Linked DNA regions of Homo sapiens: region 2 is linked to region 1. Evidence: read pairs that join two places in POLR2A ChIA-PET (ENCODE). Cell type or tissue: GM12878. All regions are shown on one strand. Links, peaks and the distances in the headings refer to the core of each region. The heading gives the core; the rest is flanking DNA.

Region 1 (11,636 bases), core at 3,634-11,633:
TGATGGTACATGACAAGGTGGGGCACCCTAGGCCCCTCCCTCTCCAAGGGGTCTGCATGGAAACTGTGAGGAGGGGAGATTCAGCTTGGTGGGGGACTGATTATGGCAGGGACTCCCCAGCAGTAAGAGCTTCTGTCTTCCTCTCATGCTGTCGCTGGGCTGGTGGTCCAGGGGTCTTACTCCTTGGAGGCATTGTGGGCCATGAGGTGCACCACCCTGTTGCTGTAGCCAAATTCATTGTCATACCAGGAAATTAGCTTGACAGAGTGGTCCTTGAGGACAATGGCTGCCCCAGCATCGAAGGTAGAAGAGTGGGTGTTGCTGTTGAAGTCGAAGGAGACCATCTGGTGCTCATTGTAGCCCAGGATGCTCTTGAGGGGGCCCTCCGATGCCTACTTCACCACCTTCTTGATGTCATCATATTGGCAGGTTTTTCCAGACGACAGGTCAGGTCCGCCACTGACACATTGGCAGTGGGGACATGGAAGGCCATGCCAGTGAGCTTCCCGTTCAGCTCAGGGATGACCTTACCCACAGGCTTGGCAGCGCCAGTAGAGACAGGGATGATGTCCTGGAGAGCCCTGCAGCCATCACGTGACAGTTTCCCGGAGGGGCCATTTATAGTCTGGGTGGCAGTGATGGTGTGAACTGTGGTCATGAATCCTTCTATGATACCAAAGTTGTCATGGATGACCTTGGCTGGGGCGCTAAGCAGTTGGTGATGCAGGAGGCATTGCTGACGATCTTGAGGCTGTTGTCATACTTCTCATGGTTCACGCCCATCACAAACATGGGGGCATCAACAGAGAGGACAGAGATGTTGACCCTTTTGGCTCCCCCCTGCAAGTGAGCCCCAGCCTTCTCCATGGTGGTGAAGACACCAGTGAACTCTACGACGTACTCAGCGCCAGCATCACCCCATTTGATTTTGGAGGGATCTTGGTCCTGGAAAATGGGTGATGGGGTTTCCATTGATGACAAGCGTCCCGTTCTCAGCCTTGACGGTGCCATGGAATTTGCCATGTGTAGAATCATACAGGAACATGTAGACCATGTAGTTGAGGTCAATGAAGGGGTCATTGATGGCAACAATATCCACTTTACCAGAGTTAAAAGCAGTCATGGTGCACCAGGCACCCAGTACGACCAAATCTGTTGACTCTGACCTTCACCTTACCCATGGTGTCTCAGGGATGCAGCTGCCAATGCGAGAGAATATGTGGCTGTCTGTCGAACAGGAGGAGCAGAGACTTTTTTGAGACGGAGTTTCACTCTTGTTACCCAGGCTGGAGTGCAATGGTGCAACCTCGGCTCACCACAACCTCTGCCTCCTGGGTTTGAGTGATTCTCCTGCCTCAGCCTCCTGCGTAGCTGGGATTACAGGCATGCGTCACCACGCCTGGCTAATTTTGTATTTTTAGTAGAGACGGGGTTTTTCCATGTTGGTCAGGCTGGTCTTGAACTGCCGACCTCAGGTGATCCACCCACCTCGGCCTCCCAAAGTGCTGGGATTACAAGGCGTGAGCCACTGCACCTGGCCTTGGTTTTTTTTTAAACTCTGTCACCCTGTCTGGAGTGCAGTGGTGTGATCTCGGCTCACTGCAACCTCTGCCTCCCAGGGTCAAGTGATTCTCCCATCTCAGCCTCCCGACTAGCTGGGACTACAGGCCCATGCCACCACGCCTGGCTAATTTTTGTATTTTTTGGTAGAGATGGGGTTTCATCATGTTGGCCAGGCTGGTCTCAAACTCCTGACCTCAAGTGATCCGCTTGCCTCTCAAAGTGCTGGGATTACAGGCATGAGCCACCGTGCTGGGCCTGAATCCTAGCTCCTAATAGCTGTGTGACTTTGAGCATATTACCTAGCCTCTGGGCCTCAGTTTCCTTTTATCTGTAAAGTAACACTGATAACTACTTTATAGAGCAGAAGTGAAGATTAAATGCAATTACAAAGGTTATAATTATACTATCACGGCTACAATATATTGAACATACATTATTTGCTAATCACTGTGCTAAGTATAATACTTGATACTTATTGCCCATGGAAAGTAGTTAGCTCAATGCTTAATATTAGTAGGGATTCAATAAACAAAAGCTAGTATTTTCTGTGTGGTCTTCTTCCATTCTTAGCATCTTAAGGGCAAGAACGATGTCTTATCTTTGTGACTGACAGTATGGTAGATAACAATAAACAGTTGTTGAGTTTGAATTTATTTAATGGGATTTGAGTAACTGCCAAGAGGTCTTCAGTATAATATTCCCTGCTAACTTGACTGCAGTTCCTTTGGAATTGAAGGTTTTGAGTTTTCTATTAAAGTATACATACCCCTAGAGAGAAGTAATACTTTGAGCTATTATCAACAGCCATCTTAAGGAAATTAGTTGTTTATCAGCTGCTTTCAAATCTGAGAAAGACCTTGCAGGATGAGACTTGGGTAGGAAAGAAAGAAGATGGGAAAGAGACCTGAGCTCACAATATCATGTGTAACAAAATCACTTTTTCCTATTTGCCTCAGAATTACTCTTTTTCCTAATTTGTAATGTATATCATTCCACTTAACATACATGTACTGCATTTAATACCTATAGCTCTCCTGTGGGACCATGGAATTAGATCAGCAGAAATGAGTCATTTCCATTACTTGAATTACTTAGGTTATTTAGCACTTTGTGATATTATGGGCAAGATGGCAGATTCACTCCCTATGTAGTTAATAGCTTTATATTGAGTACTGAGAGGATATTCTAGACCTGGTCCCTAATTTTGGCCAGCTATTTTGGCCAAATTAATGTCAGTTATCAGCTGCCCTATGAACTGCCCAGAGGATTGCTGAATACAAGATGAGATGATAAACCTAAAAACACTGAAAAAGCTACACAAATGCAAAGTGGATTATTCCAGACATTATTATTATTATTATTTGGGACAGTCTCGCTCTGTCACCCAGGCTGCAGTGCAGTGGCGACAATCATGGCTCACTGCAACTTCCGCCTTCTGGGTTCAAGTGATCCTTCCACCTCAGCCTACCAAGTAGCTGGGACTACAAATGTGAGCCACCATGCCCAGCTAATTTTTTATATTTTTTGTGGAGACGGGGTCTCCCTATGTTGCCCAGGCGGGTCTTGAACTCCTGAGCTCAAGAACTTCCCACCTCAGCCTCCCAAAGTGCTGGGATTAGAAATTTGAGCCATTGTGCCCAGCCTTATTTCAGACTTTAACACATGACCTTGGAAAACGCAATGTTGTGGGCCTCAGTTTCCTCATCTCTAAAATGAAAGACTTGGGAAAAAAAATTACTTCCAACACCCTTGTCAACTCTAACATTCTTAGAAATTCCATTCTCTCTCTTTCTAACCTATGTCCCTTGCTTCCATATAGTCTGTTCTTAGCACAGCAGCCAAAATGATTCTTTGAAACTTGTCCATTCATTATCACTTCTTTGCTCAGAACCCTCCATTGGCTCTTAATTTCATTCAGAGAAAAAGTCAATGATCCACATGATCTGTGCTTCTCTCTGCCATACCTCTATGGCCTTATCTCCTATTTCTCCCTACTAGCATGCCCCTCCAGCCCTACTGGATTCTGCTGTTCCTTGAAATGCAGCTCCTCTTGCCTTAGGTCTCTTACATCGAAGGTTCTGGCTACTAGAATTCTTTTATCACAGAGAAGTACGTAGCATGGCCAACTCCCTCATCTCTCTCAAGTCTTCACTCAAATGTCAACCTATTTGAAATTTGCAACCACCTCTGTACCCTCCTTTTATCCTATCCCATTATTTTTTCTCGAAGCACTAATCTTTTTAATTTACTATGTGTATACTTTATTATGCTTATTGTTTATTATCTATCTGCTAGAATGTAAACTCTACCAAGGCAGAGATTTTGTTTTCTTTTGTTTTGCTTTGTGAATCTTTGTTTCTCAAGCACCTATAATAGTACCTGGCCCAATAAATATTTATTAAACATATGAATGAAATGTGCAGTATGGTAAATACTAATCTCATTTTTAGCTGATGTGAGCCTCAGTTGACTGATTTATGAAATGCTGGTTTTGTTCTCTGTCTTTTTTGTTAGAGGCATTCCTCAGATATCTGGTAGTACTTGGTTGTCTGCTCACGTTTTAAACATCTTTAAGATGGAGCGCTGAAAGTTATATTTGAAGCTGTGAGTGCATTTGCAGGACATCTTTATGGTGAGCTTCACAGCGAGATGACTGTTAAGTTGGGAAACCCCAGATGTCAAGATCGTTAGGTGTTTCCTTATAGGCTTACCAGATTTCTTAGAAAAATAACAAGCCCCTTCCAATCCTCCTGGAGAGTAAAGATTTCTTTGAGCTAGGTGAAAAAGAGGACTGGGGCTTCAGCCTTCAGCATTCAGTATGTTTAAATCCACATTTAATCTCCTTATTTTAGGTACGGTACTCATGTCCTCCACTATTCCTGGAGCACCCTGGTCCAGAGATCCTCTATTTGAGCTTTCTCTATTTGAGAAACTAGCCTCTCTAGTTTTTTTGGGTCGGGGGTGGTATGTGAGTGAGAAAAGGAATTAAATAAATAATTGCTGCTTTTTTTTTTTTGAGACAGAGTCTGCTCTGTCACCAAGGCTGGAGTGCAGTGGCGCAATCTTGGCTGACTGCAACCTCTACCTCCCACGTTTAAGCGATCTTCCTGCCTCAGCCTCCTGAGTAGCTGGGGCCACAAGTGTTTGCCACCACGCCTGGCTAATGTTTGTATTTTTAGTAGAGATGGGGTTCCATCATGTTGTCCAGGCTGGTCTCGAACTCATGGGCTCAAGCCATCTGCCCGTCTCAGCCCTCCCAAAGTACTGGGATTACAGGCATGAGCCACTGTGCCCAGCCATAATTGCTTCTTATATAGTTTTCAATCAGTGTTATTCATCCTAAATCATTGATTTCACATCATCTGGTACTGCCAGTTACTGAGCTTTTAGGGGAAGATTCTGTAGTGTTGATTGGTATAGTTCAAAGTTTTTTCTGTTGCATGCTTATTATTCAATATAGCGTTCTTAGGTTTGCTTAGTCAGTTATCATTCCTTCATTTGCTTTCCACGTTCCAAAATATTGTTGTCTCCTCTCTAGTTCATCCCCCTCCTTGTGGGTTTAAGTCTTTTAAAATTCTTTATTGTTTCAGTGTGGTTTTTGTCTACTCTATTTATTGCAACTATTTTCTTGTTTCCCATTTTTCTTGTTTGCTTTCAATTGACAGTTTTATTGAGATAACTAGAATCACATGTAGTTTCATAAAATAATACAGAGAGATCCCTTGTACATTTTACCCAATTTCCTCCAATAGCAGCATTTTCCAAAACTAGTGTAACAGCCAGGTAATGGGCATTGATACAGTCCATCAATCTTACTCAGATTTGCCTTGTTTTGCTTGTTCATGTCTGCGTATGTGTCGTTATTTCCATACAATTTTATATCACGTGTAGGTTTCTCTTTCCACACCACTGTCAAGATTTTGAACAGTTCCATCAACACAGCAATCACTGTTATTAACCTTTTTTTTTTTTTTTGAGATGGAGTTTCACTCTTGTTGCCCAGGCTGGAGTGCAATGGCACAACCTCAGCTCACCGCAACCTCTGCCTCCCGGGTTGAAGCGATTATCCTCCCTCAGCCTCCCGAGTAGCTGGGATTACAGGCATGCACTGCCACACCCGGCTAATTTTATATTTTTAGTAGAGACGGGGTTTCTCCATGTTGGTCAGGCTGGTCTTGAACTCCCGACCTCAGGTGATCCACCCACCTCGGCCTCCCAAAGTGGTGGTATTACAGGCGTGAGCCACCACACCCAGCATTATTTATTTTTTTTTTTTAAGATAGAGTCTCGCTCTGTCGCCCAGGCTGGAGTGCAGTGGTGTGATCTGGGCCCACTGCTGCAACCTCCGCCTCCCGGGTTCAAGCGATTCTCCTGCCTCAGCCTCCCAAGTAGCTGGGATTGTAGGCATGCGCCACCATGCCTGGCTACTTTTTGTATTTTTAGTAAAGATGGGGTTTCACCGTGTTGGCCAGGCTGGCCTCGAACTCCTGACCTTAGGTGATCTGCCCACCTTGGCCTCCCAAAGTGCTGGGATCATAGGCATGAGCCACCGCGCCTGGCCGTGTTAACTTTTTTATACCATACCCACTTTCCCTGCACATGTGAACACAGTATATTCCCACCTCCATCCCTAATCTCTTGTAACCACTAACCTGTTCTCCATTTCAAAAATTTTGTTATATAAAAACTGTTATTTAGGCCCGGTGCAGTGGCTCACACCTGTAATCCCAGCACTTTGGGAGGCCAAGGTGGGTGGATGACTTGAGGTCATGAGATTGAGACCAGTCTGCCCAACGTGGTGAAACCCTATCTCCACTAAAAATACAAAAATTAGACGGGCATGGTGGCATGAGCCTGTAATCCCAGCTACTCAGGAGGCTAAGTCAGGAGAATTGCTTGAACCTGGGAGGCAGAGGTTGCAGTGAGCCGAGATCATGCCATTGTACTCTGCACTTCAGCTTGGGCGACAGAGTGAAACTCCGTCTCCAAAAAAAAAAAACTGTTATTTATATAAATATGTAAAGTGAAACAGGGTCTCTGTCACCCAGGCTTGAGTGCAGTGATGTGATCATAGTTTACAGTAACCTTGAACTCCTAGCCTCAAACTATCCTCCTGCCTCAACCTCCCAAGTAGCTAGGCGCATGCCACCACCCCTGATTAATTTTTAAAATTTTTTGTAGATATGAGGTCTTGCTATGTTGCCCGGGCTGGTCTGGAACTCCTGGCCTCAAATGATTATCCTGCCTCTACCTCTCATAGCACTGGGATTACAGTCATGAGCCTGGACAAAAATGTTATATAAATTGAATCGTACCATATGTAACCTTCTGGGATTGGCTTTTTCAATCAGCATAATTTTCTGGAGATTCATCCAGGTTGTTGCGTGTATCAATAGTTCATTCCTTTTTGTTGCTGAACGGTAGTATTCCATGGTATAGATATACCACAGTTTGTTTTACCATATACGTGTTGGAGGTGAGCTGGGCTGTTTCTAGTTTGGGACTATTATGAAAAAAAATGGCTATGCACATTTATATACAGTTTTTTGTGTGTGTGTGAACATAAGTTTTCATTTCTCTGGGACAAGTGCCCAAGAGTGCAGTTGCTGGGTCATATGGTAATTGTGTTTAGTTTTTTAAGAAACTGGTTTTCAGAGTGACTATACCATTTTACATTACCACCAGCAAATGTGTGAGAAATCTAGTTTCTTTGCATCCTTGCCAATATTTACTGTTATCTCTATTTTTTATTTTAGCTATCCTGGCAGGTATGTAATGGTACCTCAATGTGGTTTTAATTTGCATTTCTCTAATGATAACAGTGTTCAAGTTATTTTCGTGTGCTTGTTTATCACCTGTGTATTCTCTTCAGTGAATCATCTGGATGTCTTTTGCCCACTTTCTTTTTTTTTCATTTTTATTATTTTCATTAATTTTTTTCTTTGGCCACTGGAATAAAGACTCACCATTTTCTAACTGAGTGATGTTTTTTAAATATATATTTTTTAGAGACAGGGTCTCACTCTGTGGCACAGAGTGCCATTGTAGCTTTGAACTCCTCAGCTCAAGCTGTCCTCCCGCCTCAGCCTCATGAGTAGCTAGTACTACAGGCACATGCCACTACACCTGGCTAATTTTTTTATTTGTTTGTGGAGACAGGGTCTTACTATGTTGCTGAGGCTGGTGTTTAACTCCTGGACTGCAGTGACCCTCTCATCTCAGCCTCCCAAAGTGTTGGGATTACAGGCATGCGCCCCTGTGCCCAGCCTATGGCATGATTTTAGAAGTGGTTTATGACTGTATAGCCTCTTCCTGTTCTTGCTTGTTTTCTGAGCCTGATTCTCCAGACTTCCTGGGAATTCAGTGAGTCACCCACTACTAACCTTTCATCTTTTGCTTGAATCAACTAGGGTTCGTTTCTGTATGCAACTAGGGACCTTGAGTTATATAGTTTCTGAATTTTGAGAGTAAAAACCACAATACATATTAAAGAAGTGCACCATCTAACCAGGGAGATGGGACTTAATGAAATACTAGAACTGGCCGGGCTCAGTGGCACATGTCTGTAATCCCAGCACTTTGGGAGGCCGAGGCAGGAGGATCACTAGAGCTAAGGAGTTCGAGATCAGCCTGGGCAACCTAGCAAGACCTCGTCTCTACTAAAATTCCACCCCCCCCCCCAAAAAAAAAATTAGCTGGCAGGCAAGGTGGCATGCAGGCCTGTCCCATTTACTCAGTGCCAGCTACTCTGGGGGCTGAGGTGCAAGGACTGCTTGAGCCTGGAAGGTTGAGGCTGCAGTGAGCCGGAATTGTGCCACTGCACTCCAGCCTGGGCGACAGAGAGAGACCCTGTCTCAAAAAAGAAAAAAAAAAAAAAAAAAAAAAAAGGCCGGGCACGGTGGCTCACACCTGTAATCCCAGCACTTTGGGAGGCCATGGTGGGCGGATCACCTGAGGTCAGGAGTTTGAGACCAGCCTGGCCAACATGGCGAAACCCCGTCTCTACTAAAAATACAAAAATTAGCCAGGTGTGGTGGTGGGCAGTTGTAATCCCAGCTACTCGGGAGGCTGAGGCAGGAGAATCACTTGAACCTGGGAGGTGGAGATTACAGTGAGTCGAGATCGTGCCACTGCACTCCAGCCTGGGTAACAGAGTGAGACTCGCTGGGTGCGGTGGTTCACACCTGTAATCCCAGCACTTTGGGAGGCCGAAGCGGGTGGATCACCTGAGGTTGGGAGTTCGAGACCACCCTAACCAACATGGAGAAACCCCATCTCTACTAAAAATACATACAAAATTAGCCGGGTGTGGTGGCACATGCCTGTAATCCCAGCTACTCGGGAGGCTGAGCCAGGAGAATGGCTTGAACCCAGGAGGCGGAGCTTGCGGTGAGCCGGGGATCATGCCATTGCACTCCAGCCTGGGCAACAAGAGTGAAACTCTGTCTCAAAAAAAAAAAAAGAAAAAGAAAAAAAAGAGCAGAGTGAGACTCCATCAAAAAAAAGAAAAAAGAAAAAAAATACTAGAGCTGTATTACACAGAAATGTGATAGCTTATCTAACACAGACAAGTGATATAAATAAAGGGGAAATTAATGGCTGGAGCATGTGGAACAGGTTTATAGAAAAACTGGATGCAAAAATTTACATAGAAAGAAGAAGTGTTTATATACTGTGGCCCTTTGGCAGAACACAAACTGTAATATGATTGTTTTGCCCCCTTAGGGGCACTATCTTCTTCATTGAAAATGTATATCCTAGGGCTGGGCGCGGTGGCTCTCGCCTGTAATCCCAGCACTTTGCAAAGGAGGCTGAGGTGGGCGGATCACCTGAGGCCAGGAGTTGGAGACCAGCCTTACCAACATGGAGAAACCCCGTCTCTACTAAAAATACAAAAAAAAAATTAGCCAGGCATGGTGGCGCATGCCTGTAATCCCAGCTACTCGGGAGGCTGAGGTGGGAGAATTGCTTGAACCTGGGAGGCGGAAGTTGCGGTGAGCCGAGATCGCGCCATTGCACTCCAGCCTGGGCAACAGGAGCAAAACTCCATCTCAAAAAAAAAAAAGAAAGAAAGAAAATGTATATCCTAGGATGTTCTAGTTAGGTTAATCTCTTTCCTTTGTTGCATTAGGAGGTGAAAAAAATTTTTAGATGGGTTAGATTTCCCTCAAAAATATTTCTAGTGATAAGATGTTCAAATAGTATATTGAGGTCTAATGCTAGATCAAAAAGTCAGTTGCTAAGACACTTGATGTCACAAACTGTTAACCATCCTGGCATTTTAAGCTTTTGAGAAATGTAAAATAATTCTTCTCCACTAAAATGTTTGAGGCTTTTGCTTTAGTTTATAGACTGGTTTATTATACAGTTTATTTGTAAATTTGGCTCATCATAGAATGTATTAGTAAATTTGTCCATAGGCAGAAGCCAGAGAGTTTAGTTTTTAAAAGTTTTATCTGTAAAGTGTGGATTTTTGTTTGGTTTTATTTATTATTTATTTTTATTTTTTTGAGAGAGAGTTTCACTCTTGTTGCACAGGCTGGGGTGCAGTGGGGCGATCTTGGCTCACCGCAACCTCCGCCTCCTGGGTTCAAGCGATTCTCTTGCCTCAGCCTCCTGAGTAGCTGGGATTACAGGCATGCACAATCACGCCTGGCTAATTTTGTATTTTTAGTAGAGACGGGGTTTCTCCATGTTAGTCAGGCTGGTCTTGAACTCCCGACCTCAAGTGATCCACTGCCTCGACCTCCCAAAGTGCTGGGATTACAGACGTGAGCCACTGTGCTGGACTGGTTTTATTTTTTATAGAGATAAAATAAAACCCAGGCTAGAGTGCAGTGGTGTGATCATAGTTCACTGCAGCCTGGAATTCCTGGGCTCACGCAATCGTCCCGCTTCAGCCTCCTGAGTAGCTGGGGCTACATGCATGCACCACCATGCCTGACTGGTTTTTGTACATTTTTCTTTTGAGATGGAGTCTTGTTCTGTCACCCAGGCTGGAGTGCAGTGGCGCGATCTTGGCTCACTGCAACCTCCGCCTCCCAGGTTCAAGTGATTCTCCTGCCTCAACCTCCCAAGTAGCTGAGACTGCAGGCGCCTGCCACCATGCCTTATTTATTTATTTATTTATTTATTTATTTATTTATTTATTTATTATTTTTTATTTTGTTTTGAGATGGAGTCTCACTCTGTTGCCCAGGCTGGAGTGCAGTGGCGCGATCTCGGCTCACTGCAAGCTCCACCTCCCAGGTTCACCCCATTCTCCTGCCTCAGCCTCCCAAGTAGCTGGGACCACAGGCACCCGCCACCACGCCCGGCTAATTTTTTGTATTTTTAGTAGAGACGGGGTTTCACCATGTTAGCCAGGATGGTCTCGATCTCCTGACCGCGTGATCCACCCGCCTTGGCCTCCCCAAGTGCTGGGATTACAGGCGTGAGCCACTGCGCCTGGCCAATTTTTTTATTTTTGAGACAGAGTCTCACTCTGTCACCCAGGCTGGAGTGCAGTGGCACAATCTCAGCTCACTGCAACCTCCGACTCCCCGGTTCAAGCGATTCTCCTGCCTCAGCCTTCGGAGTAGCTGGGATTACAGGCGCCTGCCACCATTCCCGGCTAATTTTTGTATTTTTAGTAGAGACAGTGTTTCACTATGTTGTCCAGGCTGGTCTCGAACTCCTGACCATGTGCCTCAGTCTCCCAAAGTGCTGGGATTACAGGCCTGAGCCACTACGCCCAGCCTACCTGCCTAATTTTTGTATTTTTAGTAGTGACAGGGTTTCGCCATGTTGGCCAGGCTGGTCTCAAACTCCTGACCCCAGATGATCAGCCCGCCCTGGCCTCCCAAAGTGCTGGGATTACGGGCCTGAGCCACTGCGCCCAGCCTTTTTTCCTTATTTTTGTAGAGATAGGGTCCCACCATCTTGCCCAGGCTGGTCTCGCACTCTTGGGCTCACGTGATCCTCTTGCCACACACCTCCCAAAGTGGTGGGATTACAGGTGTGAACCAGCTTACCTGGCCAAGAGTTTTATTACTAGCTGGATTATGATGTTAGCCCGTTGTGTATCTTCTATA
Region 2 (11,636 bases), core at 1,873-9,872, 58 kb after region 1:
AGTGCTGGAATTACAGGCATGAACCACCATGCCTGGTCTGTAGTCTTTTTTTTTTTTTTTGAGATGGAGTTTCGCCCTTGTTGCCCAGGCTGGAATGCAATGGCAAATGGCAAACTCTGCCTCCAGGGTTCAAGCAATTCTCCTGCCTCAGCTTCCCAAGTAGCTGGGATTACAGGCATGTGTCACTACGTCTGGCTAATTTTGTATTTTTAATAGAGATGGGGTTTCACCATATTGGTCAGGCTGGTCTCGAACTCCTGACCTCGGGTTCGGGTTATCCACCTGCCTCAGCCTTCCAAAGTGGTGGGATTATAGGCATGAGCCACCATGCCTGTCTGTGGCCCTCAGTCTTAATAGTGCAACCAAGAAAATGTCTCAGCTACCCAAATAGGGGAGATGGTTTACACATCAGAATGTTATCTGGGGACTTTATCTCCTGAATTTGGTCCTGGGTTGCTCAAATGAACACTAGCTAGTTCCATTTTAGCTCTTCTGATGGAGCCCAGTGTAGACTGGTACAGGAATTGTGGAGGATGTCCCTGCCTTGTGTGGACATGTTCCAACCTGAAATAAGGGTGGTCTTGAGAAGCTAAAAAAGGAGAAGAACTCAACTGATTTTTTTAATTGATGGTTTAGTAGCCAACTTCTGACCTGTTCTTAGCCTGAAAAGACCTACTGATATCAGGCTAATCATAGTTCTGAGATAAAGGTCAGTGGATGAAGCCCTTTTTGGAGGATCCCTAGGGCACATTTAATAACAACAGAAACTTCAGCAGCAGCAGCAGCAGCATTTTATCAGACTATGTTCCAGGCAGCAATACCAAATGCTTCTTATATATTTCCTTTAATTATTGCAGTAGCTCTATGCAATACACACTAGCATAATTTTTATTTTACTAACAAGAAAATTGTGGCTTAAAGAAGTTAAATAACTTGCCTAAAGTTGCACAGCCAGTAGTGGAGGCTCTATTTAAAGCCAAGATGGCTATCTTCAAAGTCCATTTGTCGTAATCATTATCTCCTATTTATCTTCATCCCCTTTACTTCTATTTGAATAGTATTTCTTTCCTTATCTCATCTGTTCTTAACCAAGGCCCTCCTTTACTTCTTCCTAAAGTAGTCCACATCTGTGGAGCTTCTCAGGAATATACTTTTTTGTGAGATTTTTCTATAAGATTAAAATTATAAATTAAATGGCTAAAAATTTTTACATACTGTAAACAGACCCAGACAGTTAAAGAGATTATAGAGATTTGGCAGGAAAAACTCGATGCTTTTGGAAAGCTCTTGATAGTATTCACAGATAAGCGATAGTGAAAATTGAGACTAATGGATACTGGTAAAAAATTAGATGTGGTATGGTTGATCATACTTGTTGTGATTAAAGCTAAAACATTATTCAAGTTTGCTAGAAAGTTGAAGAGCTGAATTTGGGCTGGATGGAGAAGGTAAGAAAAAAACACACTGCACATGGTCCTCATTTATGAACTTAAATCTTTCCTGGCTGCCAACTACTTGCTGATTAGAAATCTGAACTCCCAACCTGTATACTAGGAAATCTAGCCTTTTATTGTCCTGGTTTAAGAAGGATTTAAATTGTGCTCAGTATTGAAGTTTTTGGGTCGGAACTATTTTAATATTATCTATGAATAAATATAAGGTCATACATATTAGTAGGGGAGAGAGCGTATGGGATAAATTGATCTCTCTCTCTCTTTTGCTCTTTATTTTGAGAGAGGGGTTCTTGCTCTGTTACCCAGGCTAGAGTGCAGTGGCATGATATCAGCTCACTGCAACCTCTGCTTCCTGGTTTCAAGTGATTCTACTGCCTCAGCTTCCTGAGTAGCTGGGATTAAAGGTGTGTGCCACCACACCCAGCTAATTTTTGTGTTAGTAGAGTTGGGGTTTTGCCATGTTAGCCAGGCTGGTCTTGAACTCCTGGCCTCAGATGATCCATCCACCTTGGCCTCCCAAAGTGCTGGAATTGCCCACGTGAGCCACCTGGCCTTCATATATAGAAAATATATATTTATTTTACATACACATAACACACACACACATATACATGCATATATATATATGTATATATATATGTATCTGGGTTTAGAGTAGTCATGTAACCCAGGAAAGGAATCCAGAAATCAATATAGACCTCCTTAAGATAAGAGCAGTAGCTTTCAATGTCAGTTTACAAGGTAATGGTTATACTAACCATAACCATTTTGTGTTTGTTGGCATTAAAAACAAACACAAAATGTTATCCCTTGAAGATAAAGACAAATAGGTTCAAAAGTAGAAAACTTTGTACATTTCTGATAATACCTTAAAAAGGTCCTGAGAAGAGTAAATAAACTACCCTGGAAATGTAGGCAATACCATAGAGTTTTCTTTAAGTTCCAGAAAGCCTGGAAGTTGGTTGAGTAGTATGTATCGAAAAGCCTTAAAGGCCGGGCATGCTCGTTTATGCATGTAATCCCAGCACTTTGGGAGGCTGAGCTTGGGAGGATTGCTTGAGCCCAGGAGTTCAAGACCAGCCTCCGAGGCCAAGTGCAGTGGCTCACGCCTGCAATCCCAGCATTTTGGGAGACCAAGGCTGGCGGATCATGAGGTCAAGAGATCGAGACCATCCTGGCCAACATGGTGAAACCCCGTATCTACTAAAAATACAAAAATTAGCTGAGTGTGGTGGCATGCACCTGTAGTCCCAGCTACTCAGGAGGCTGAGGCAGGAGAATCGCTTGAACCCAGGAGACAGAGGTTGCAGTGAGCCAAGATCGCGCCACTGCACTCCAGCCTGGGCGACAGAGACAGACTCTATCTCAAAAAACAAACAAACAAACAAACAAAAACAGCCTCCTCAACAAAGCGAGACCCTGTCTCTATAAAAAATGTTTTAAAAAAAGCCTCAAAATGTGCATACCCTTTTACTTGCTTATATGTAGGACTTCACCCTATGAAACTAGTGAAACAGGTGCAAAGATATTTCTCTCAGCCAGGCATGGTGGCTCATGCCTATAATCCCAGCACTTTGGGAGGCTGAGGTGGGTAGATCGCTTGAGCCCATGAGATTGAGAACAGCCTAGGCAACATGGTGAGGTCCTATCTCTACTAAAAATAATTTTTTTTTTTTTTTGAGACAGAGTCTTGGTCTGTCACTAGGCTGGAGTGCAGTGGCACGATCTCGACCTACCGTGCACCGGGTTCAAGTGATTCTCTTGCCTCAGCCTCCCAAGTAGCTGGGACGACCGGCACACACCACCACGCCCAGCTAATTTTTCTATTTTCAGTAGAGATGGGGTTTCACCATGTTGGCCAGGCTGGTCTCAAACTGACCTCAGGTGATCCGCCCGCCTTGGCCTCCCAAAGTGCTGGGATTGCGAGTGTCAGCCACCACACCCGGCCTTTTTTTAATCAGCTGGTGGAATGTGCCTGTGGTCTCAGCTACTTGGCAGACTGAGATAGATCACTGGATCACTGGAGCTCTGGGGGTCAAGGCTGTAGTGAGCCATGATTACATCACTGCACTCCAGCCTGTCAGCAGAGGGAAGACCCTGCCTCAAAGAAAAAAAAAAAAAAGATATTTCTCTCAGCCTTGTTTATACAAGTGAAAATTAGGACAACCTAAATATCCATCTATAGTTAATTGGTTAAATGAATCGTGGTTGGTTTGTTCAAAATAATTCTATTCAGCTGGGCATGGTGGCTCACGCCTATAATCCCAGCACTTTGGGAGGCCAAGGCAGTTGGATCACTTGGGGCCAGGAATTTGAGACCAGTCTGGCCAACTTGGTGAAACCCCATCTCTACTAAAAATATGAAAATTTAGCCAGCTCTGGTGGCAGGTGCCTGTAATCCTAGCTACTTGAGAGGCTAAGGCACGAGAATTGCTTCAACCCAGAAGGTGGAGGCTGCAGTGAGCTGGGATCTCGCCACTACACCCCAGCCTGCATGACAGAGTGAGACTGTCTCAAAAAAATAATAATGGTAATAATTCTGTTCAAGCATTTAAAATTATGTTTTAAGTTGGCCAGGCATGGTGGTTCACGAGGCCCGCAATCCCAGCATTCTGGGAGGCCAAAGCAGGCAGATCACCTGTGGTCAGGAGTTCAAGACCAGACTGGCCAACATGATGAAACCCCATTTCTACTTAAAAAAAAAAAAAAAAAAAATTAGCCCGGCATCTGAAATACCAGCTGCTTGGGAGGCTGAGGCAGGAGAATTGCTTGAATCTAGGAGGCAAAAGTTGCAGTGAGCTGGGATCGCGCCACTGCACCCCAGCCTGGGCAACAGAGCAAGACTCTTGTCTCAAAAAATTACATAAATAAATAAAATAAAAATAATGTTTTTGCTCTCTCCGGTCCGTGCCTCCAAGATGACAAAGAAAAGAAGGAACAATGGTCGTGCCAAAAAGGGCCGCGGCCACATGCAGCCTATTCGCTGCACTAACTGTGCCCGATGCGTGCCCAAAGACAAGGCCATTAAGAAATTCGTCATTCGAAACATAGTGGAGTCCGCAGCAGTCAGGGACATTTCTGAAGCGAGCGTCTTCGATGCCTATGTGCTTCCCAAGCTGTATGTGAAGCTGCATTACTGTGTGAGTTGTGCAATTCACAGCAAAGTAGTCAGGAATCGATCTCGTGAAGCCCGCAAGGACCGAACACCCCCACCCCGATTTAGACCTGCGGGTGCTGCCCCACGTCCCCCACCAAAGCCCATGTAAGGAGGTGAGTTCTTAAAGACTGAAGACAGGCTATTCTCTGGAGAAAAATAAAATGGAAATTGTACTTAAATAAATAAATAAAAATAATGTTTTAAGTTATAGCTAATTGACACAAAAATGTTCACGATGCAGTGAAATTCTGATAACCTTTCATAGTCTGAAAAATCTAGTTGTTCTAGGAGAAATAAGTCATCCAGAATGTTCTCTTGTTTGTTTTTGAGACAGGGTCTTGTTCTCTCGCCCAGGCTGGAGTGCAGTGGTGCAATCACAGCTCACTGCAACCTCCGCCTCCCAGACTCACGTAATCCTCCCACCTCAGCTTCCCCAGTAGCTGGGACTACTGGTGCGTGCCACCATACCTGGCTAATGTTTTATATATTTTTTGTAGGTACAGGGTTTCACCATGTTGCCCAGGCTGGTCTCAAACTCCTAGACTCAAGTGATCCACCTGCCTACAGTGCTGGGATTACAGGTGTAAGCCACTGTACCCAGCCATTCCAGAACATTCTGATGATTCAACCATAACTCATTTCATAGTATAATTGAGTGGATAAGAAGGGTTGGTGTTTGCTGTCTCGCCATATTAATAGTTTTGTGTTGGAACTCCTTGACTGTCAATCAAGTATTATGTTTGAGGAAGATGTAAACATTTAATACTTTTAAGATTAGGAGAGGTTTGAAGGGTTTTATGTCATGAACACACATATTAAGGAAGAAGCATGGCTCTGCCCTCTTGAAAGACTAAAGAAATATTCCATCAGCAGTTTACTTTAGAAGAACTGAAAGAATAGGTTGATACTGAACCCACTCCCAGAGCCAGGTAGCTGAAAGGGCACTGTGATTGTTATCTTACTAGGAACACGTGGAGTGGGAGTAAGGCAGTTTTCTGCAGAAAAGAGGGATTCTGGGCAGACAAAAACTACATATGCACTATGTTTTGTTTTGTTTTTTTTGTTTGTTTGTTTTAAATTAAAACCAGAAAAGGCGAAGACTTGGAGAATGCTCAAAATTTTTTTTTTTTTTTGACACGGGGTCTCACTCTGTCACCCAGGCTGGAGTGCAGTGGTGTGATCTCAGCTCACTGCAACCTCCACCTCCTGAGCTCAGGTGATCCTCTCACCTCAGCCACCTCAGTAGCTGGGACTACAGGCTCTTAACACCACATCTGGCTAATTTTTTTTTTGTATTGTTGGTAAAGACCGGGTTTCACCATGTTGCCCAGCCTGGTCTCTAACTCCTGAGCTCAAGCAGTCTGCCTGCCTCAGCCTCCCAAAGTGCTGGGATTACAGGCATGAGCCACTGCACCTGGTCACAAAATGTAAAGATTTTGAGGGCCATTGATTTTAAACTCCAGAAGCTGGTCCAATCAGAATGAACGTAAGGATTTTTGTTAGTGTGATTAGAAAAGAATGTGTCTCGGCCGGGCGCGGTGGCTCACGCCTGTAATCCCAGCACTTTGGGAGGCCAAGGCGGGTGGATCATGAGGTCAGGAGATCGAGACCATCCTGGCTAACAAGGTGAAACCTCGTCTCTACTAAAAATACAAAAAATTAGCCGGGCGCAGTGGCGGGTGCCTGTAGTCCCAGCTACTCGGGAGGCTGAGGCAGGAGAATGGCGTGAACCCGGGAAGTGGAGCTTACAGTCCGGCCTGGGCAACAGAGCGAGGCTCCGTCTCAAAAAAAAAAAAAAAGAAAAAAGAAAAGAATGTGTCTCTTTCTACTGGGTTTGGAGCTGTGAGTTTATAAAATTTGGGCCGGGCGCGGTGGCTCGTGCCTGTAATCTCAGTACTTTGGGAGGCTAAGACAGGTGGATCACCTGAGGTCAGGAGTTTGAGACCACCCTGGCCAACATGGTGAAACCCCGTCTCTACTAAAAATACCAAAAATTAGCCGGGCGTGGTGGTGGGCATCTGAAATGCCAGCTACTTGGGAGGCTGAGGCAGGAGAATCACTTGAACCCGGGAGGCAGAGGTTGCAGTAAGCTGAGATCATGCCACTGCACTCCAGCCTGGGCGACAGAGGAAGATTCCGTCTCAAAAAAAAAAAAAAAAAAATCGAAGTGCTACAGCCACCTTGCCACCTAGGAGGAGATCCTGGCTGACAATGCAGCTGTGCCAGAGAAAACACCAAGAGAGGGAGGGTTTGAAATTGGGCCCGAAGACATCATTTGAGCCCGTACATCAGGTCATGTGTGATATAGACTTTTTCAGTTACACGAGAGCCACTAAATTCTCTTTTTAAGTCAGGTTGGCAGTGGTTTTTCTATCATTTCTAGCTGAACAAGCCCTAATACAATATCCTTAGGGGTCATAACATCCAACTACCTCATGTCTTGAAGTTTGGAGAAGTGAAGTGACTTACTTAAGGTTATACAGATAAATGGTAAAAAACTGGGACTAAAACCTGGCCCCTTCCCACCTCCTTTGTAAGATAATTACTCCAATGTGTAAATCACTTTAAGGAGGTTTGGGGCAAAGTCTTAAATGGGTTTGAGGATGCCATTTAAGTAATGGAAATCAGTCCTGCTCTCATAGTAAGTGTCATTTGGAATGACAGTGACTGCTATTGACAGAAAACTGACCCCACCATCATAGCTCTTATTTTTCTCAGACTTTGGATAAGTGGGCTGTCCATAGTATCTTCATGATTGGTAGCTTAATAAATAAATTATTTGTGAAATCACTGGATAACATTTGGCTAGCTGTTTTAATGTTGCCCATTCCCTCAGCCTCTTGAGCTTCTAGAATCAGCAGACTTGTTTTTCCATGGTGTGTCTAGTAATATGAAATGAAATATGGACCTCAAATATATAAATATATGCCAAGCTCTTTCTTTTTTTCTTTTGGAGATGGAGTCTCGCTCTGTTGCCCCAGGCTAAAGTGCAGCGGCGCGATCTCAGCTCACTGCACCCTCTGCCTCTCAGGTTCAAGCACTTCTCCTGACTCAGTCTCCAGAGTAGCTGGGATTACAGGCATGCACCACCATGCCCGGCTAATTTTTTTGTATTTTTAGCAGAGATGGGGTTTCACCATATTGTCCAGGCTAGTCTCAAACTCCTGACCTTGTGATCTGGCCAACTCAGCCTCCCAAAGTGCTGAGATTACAGGCGTGAGCCACCGTGCTCTATGCCAAGCTCTTTCTTGCCTTAGGAGTTTGCATATGCTGTTCCCTCTGCCTATAGTGCTTATCCCTTGGCTCTTCACATGGATGGCTCCTTCTCATCTTTTGGGCCTCAGTTTAAATCCAGCCTTAGAGATGCCATCTCTGATTACCCAAGGTAGCTCCCTTCTCATTGTTCTCTTATCACATGACCTATTTGTCTCCTAATAGCAGTTTCTAATTTATATCTAATTTGTATTTACTTACCAGTCCCTTTCGTTTACCACCTATACTCAGTGTGTATAGCATAGGAGCCATACATAAGAAGTACTCAATAATTATTTGTTAAATGGTTGGGTTCTGTTATCCTAGGCTTGAAAAACATTAAAAAGCACTATTTGTACCCTTTCACCAACCCTGCCCCAAGTACCTTAATTGCCCTTACACCTCTACTGACTGAAAATACGGCACAAATCCTGAAGAGAAAGGGAAACTAAAAGCTGTACTTAACTGCTATGCTGATAGTTGTCTTAGGCAGTTTTGAATTAATATTTTATTATCTCTGTTCTTCAGCTTGTTGTGCCTTGTTTTTTCTCTTCTCTGTGACTTCTCACCTACCCACTTGACTCTGACCAGATTCCTGACACTTAAAGGGTATATCCAAGAAATGAGATGGCCCTGAGCACAGGGGAGGAAGGATGGAATGACAAGGGCCACCAGAAACCTCTTTCAGGACTCTAATCACTCTAAGGTCACAGTTTAGAGTCTAGAATGAGAGGGACTTTGAGTGCCTCTTTTTCTTGCTCAGTGCCCTCAGCTTGAGTGCTTAGCTGGCAGACGGGCACTTTTCCTCCTCAGTTACTGTCAAAGCAACATGAAGGTCAGGCAGAGAGAGACAAATGAGAGCAGCTCAGGGAAAGGAGGTTACCACGGTAACAAGCAGGAGGGACTGCTATTTGGAAACAGACCTAATCTTTCTCCTCCTTCTCCCTCCTTCTCAGCACAGGAAGATGGGTATTGTTTAGCTGACCTGCATCCTTGGGGTGGGAACCATAATCCCTTTCTGACAGTTCCCAATGACACTGGAGTGATCTGCTTTGCATTTTAATTTGATAAGCAGCAGCGGCAGTTTTCTCTGAAGTGCTGAAAACATGGCTTTTTCTGGCCCTGTTCCAGATAGGATTCTGGTTGCCACAGAGAGGGGTTTGATATTGTTGTTTATTTCTCAACAAAGATCTTGCATATTTGCATAAATGTGGAAGATGCTGCTTGGTTCTAGACAACCAGAATCAAATGAATACAGGCTATCTTTAGGTTATGAATATCTATCTGCTCTAGGAAGGTCACAGAGATACTGCCCCATCCCCAGCTCACAGGACCACCCAGTGACCTGTGCAGTGGATCTTCTGACTTAATGTCCTTACCCTTCTGCCTCCCCCATCTACTTATATGTCACACTATTCTCAATCTCTTCCCTTACCTACCCTACCCTTATAGTAAGCCTTCACTATGTATATAAATATTCCTTCCTTTTCTTTCAAAATAAAAAGAGCATTTTAAACTAGAAAAATAAATTATCAATGTAATGAAAAATTAAATGCCAAAAAACATAAGAGAAAGTAAAAATCATCTAGAATATTACTATAGACATGATGGCTAGAACATCCTTCCAGATCTAAACCTCTAATTCTATCTGCTTTGTTTTGTTTTGAGATAGTCTCGCTCTGTCACCCAGGCTGGAGTGCAGTGGCACGGTCTCAGCTCACTGCAAACTCTGCCTCCTGGGTTCAAGCGATTCTTGTGCCTCAGCCACCCAAATACCTGGGATTACAGGTATGCACCACCACGCCTGGCTAATTTTTTGTATTTTTGATAGAGACAGGTTTTCACCATGTTGTCCATGCTGGTCTCAGACTCCTGGCCTCAAGTGATCCACCTGCTTCAACCTCCAAAAGTGCTGGGACTACAGGCATGAGACACCACATCCAGCCTCTATCTGCTGATCTACGCATTTTATGAGTTGTATATACTTATGTATAGATCAGTTTATTTTTATTTATCTTTAATTTTTTAATTTTCTAACACTTCTCAAACAAAAAGTAGAGTTAAATTTAACATTAATGGGCCAATATAGTACATGCTCCATCATACTTTTTCCTTTAATTCACTAAAAAATATGTTGTAGATATGTCATTGATGTAGATAGGGATCTATGCTATGATGGACCTATAGATTGTTTCTGGTTTTGTGGTTATTTTTTGGTTTGGCTATTAAAAACAACATTGAAGAAAACTGTCCATCATACATCTTTGTGTGTGTATATATATATATATATATATATATATATATATATATATATATATCCTGTTATCTTCTTGATACAAATCCTAGAAATTGAATTTTGGGACAAAAGAACATGTGCATTTTATATTTTGATACATATTGCCAAACTGCCCTCTAGAGAAGGCACCAACCAATACTGCATAAAAGTCCCTATTGTTTTTACATACTCTTACCAACTGGGATATGTTCAACTCTCTCATCTTTGCCAAATAGATGGGAAATATACTGTGTTTTTATTTGTGTTTATGTATATTATTGAATCCTTAAAAATACTCACATGACCCCTTCAGATTTTACACTGAAGACCTATCTACTTCTTTTCCCATAATGTACTTCCAGGCTTCTCTTTCCTGTAGTGCTGGCAACTGAGCAAAGTAAAAAAAAAAGTTATTTTGTGGTGGTTTTTTTTTTTTTTTTTTTTTTTTTTTTGGTTTTTGAGAAGATATCAAACAAAAAAGTAAAAAATTTTAAAAACACCTAATTGCATTAATCTCTGCACCCTCCCTCCAAACCAAAACCAAACCTGTTTTTTTTCTTTTTCTTTCAGTGATGGACTGTCATTCACTCAGATTTAAGCTCCAAAGACTGAGATGTTTGTCTGTTTGTTCATAGCTGTATTCTCAGTGCCTAGACTGGTGCCTGGCATGTATCAGTTGCTCAGTAAATATTTGTGCAGTAAATCATCTCTCAGCCATCTTAATCAGAAATTCTAATCATACCTAATTCCTTTACTGATTACCTACATGTCTGATGCCTTGCAAAGTCAAATTGCTTAAAGGTCCTGAATGTCTCTTGGGTTCTTCCCTTTATCCCCCTACTTCTGATCATTCTTACTTATGTTTTTATTCCTAGGAGCCCTCCTTTTCAATCTCTCTAGTTTACTCCCCTCCTTCTATTAATTTTACCTTTGGATATACAGATACAATAACATCATACCCTTTCTTTCATTCCTCAGTGGCTTCTTAATACCTGCAAGGTTAAGTCCCAATTTAACTCTCCCTGTACTCTTTAACCAAACCAAGCAGCTTGTTGTTCTTTAAATACATTGTGTTTGTTCATGCCTGTGTGCCTTTGAAGAGGCTGTTCCTTCTGCCTGGAATATGCTTTCTTCTTTTCTTGGGAAACTACTACTTATTCTTTAGGTCCACTCCAGCATTGAGTCATCCCTATTCCCTCTGGCAGTTATTCCCTGGGCAGGATACTTGCAGTCCTTTGTTCACTTCTGTTATGATTATTTGTTTGCCAATTAATCTAATCTAAAATGAAACTTCGTGGCCAGGCACGGTGGCTCATGCCTGTGGTCCCAACAGTTTGGGAGGCCAAGGTGGGCAGATAAGTCCAGGAGTTCAAGACGAGCCTGGCCAACACAGCGAAACCCCATCTCTAAAAAATAGAAAAATTAGCCAGGTGAGGTGGCTCACGCCTATAATCCCAGCACTTTGGGAGGCCAAGGCTGGCGGATCACGAGGTCAGGA

Evidence for each region. Peaks named below come from ENCODE experiments on the same cell type or tissue, not always from the same donor. Only the 100,000 strongest peaks of a DNase experiment are listed, where the experiment ranks them.
Region 2: POLR2A ChIA-PET joins it to region 1 with 10 read pairs; 10 of 35 experiments call an interaction of 5 or more read pairs at or near these places.

What each region holds. Positions count from the first base shown.
Region 1 is chr15:64,528,491-64,540,126 of GRCh38, forward strand. The region is part of intron 2 of ZNF609 (zinc finger protein 609); the gene reads left to right. It also overlaps the pseudogene GAPDHP61. Among named protein-coding and RNA genes, the nearest start is that of ZNF609, 74 kb to the left of the region's middle. RefSeq lists enhancers at 197-1,063, 10,811-11,311, 11,312-11,636. In GM12878, for the core only: no CTCF peak of the experiment used is centred there; a DNase peak (open chromatin) is centred at 7,257; H3K4me3 peaks cover 1,358 bases; H3K27ac peaks cover 1,608 bases.
Region 2 is chr15:64,588,607-64,600,242 of GRCh38, forward strand. All of the region lies in intron 2 of ZNF609 (zinc finger protein 609), which reads left to right. It overlaps LOC101930091 (a long non-coding RNA gene), which reads right to left. Exons shown (of 5, transcript XR_007064678.1): 4 at 10,439-10,526. It also overlaps the pseudogene RPS26P50. Among named protein-coding and RNA genes, the nearest start is that of OAZ2, 110 kb to the right of the region's middle. RefSeq lists an enhancer at 8,375-8,424 and a silencer at 10,750-10,950. In GM12878, for the core only: no CTCF peak of the experiment used is centred there; a DNase peak (open chromatin) is centred at 8,728; H3K4me3 peaks cover 1,285 bases; H3K27ac peaks cover 1,400 bases.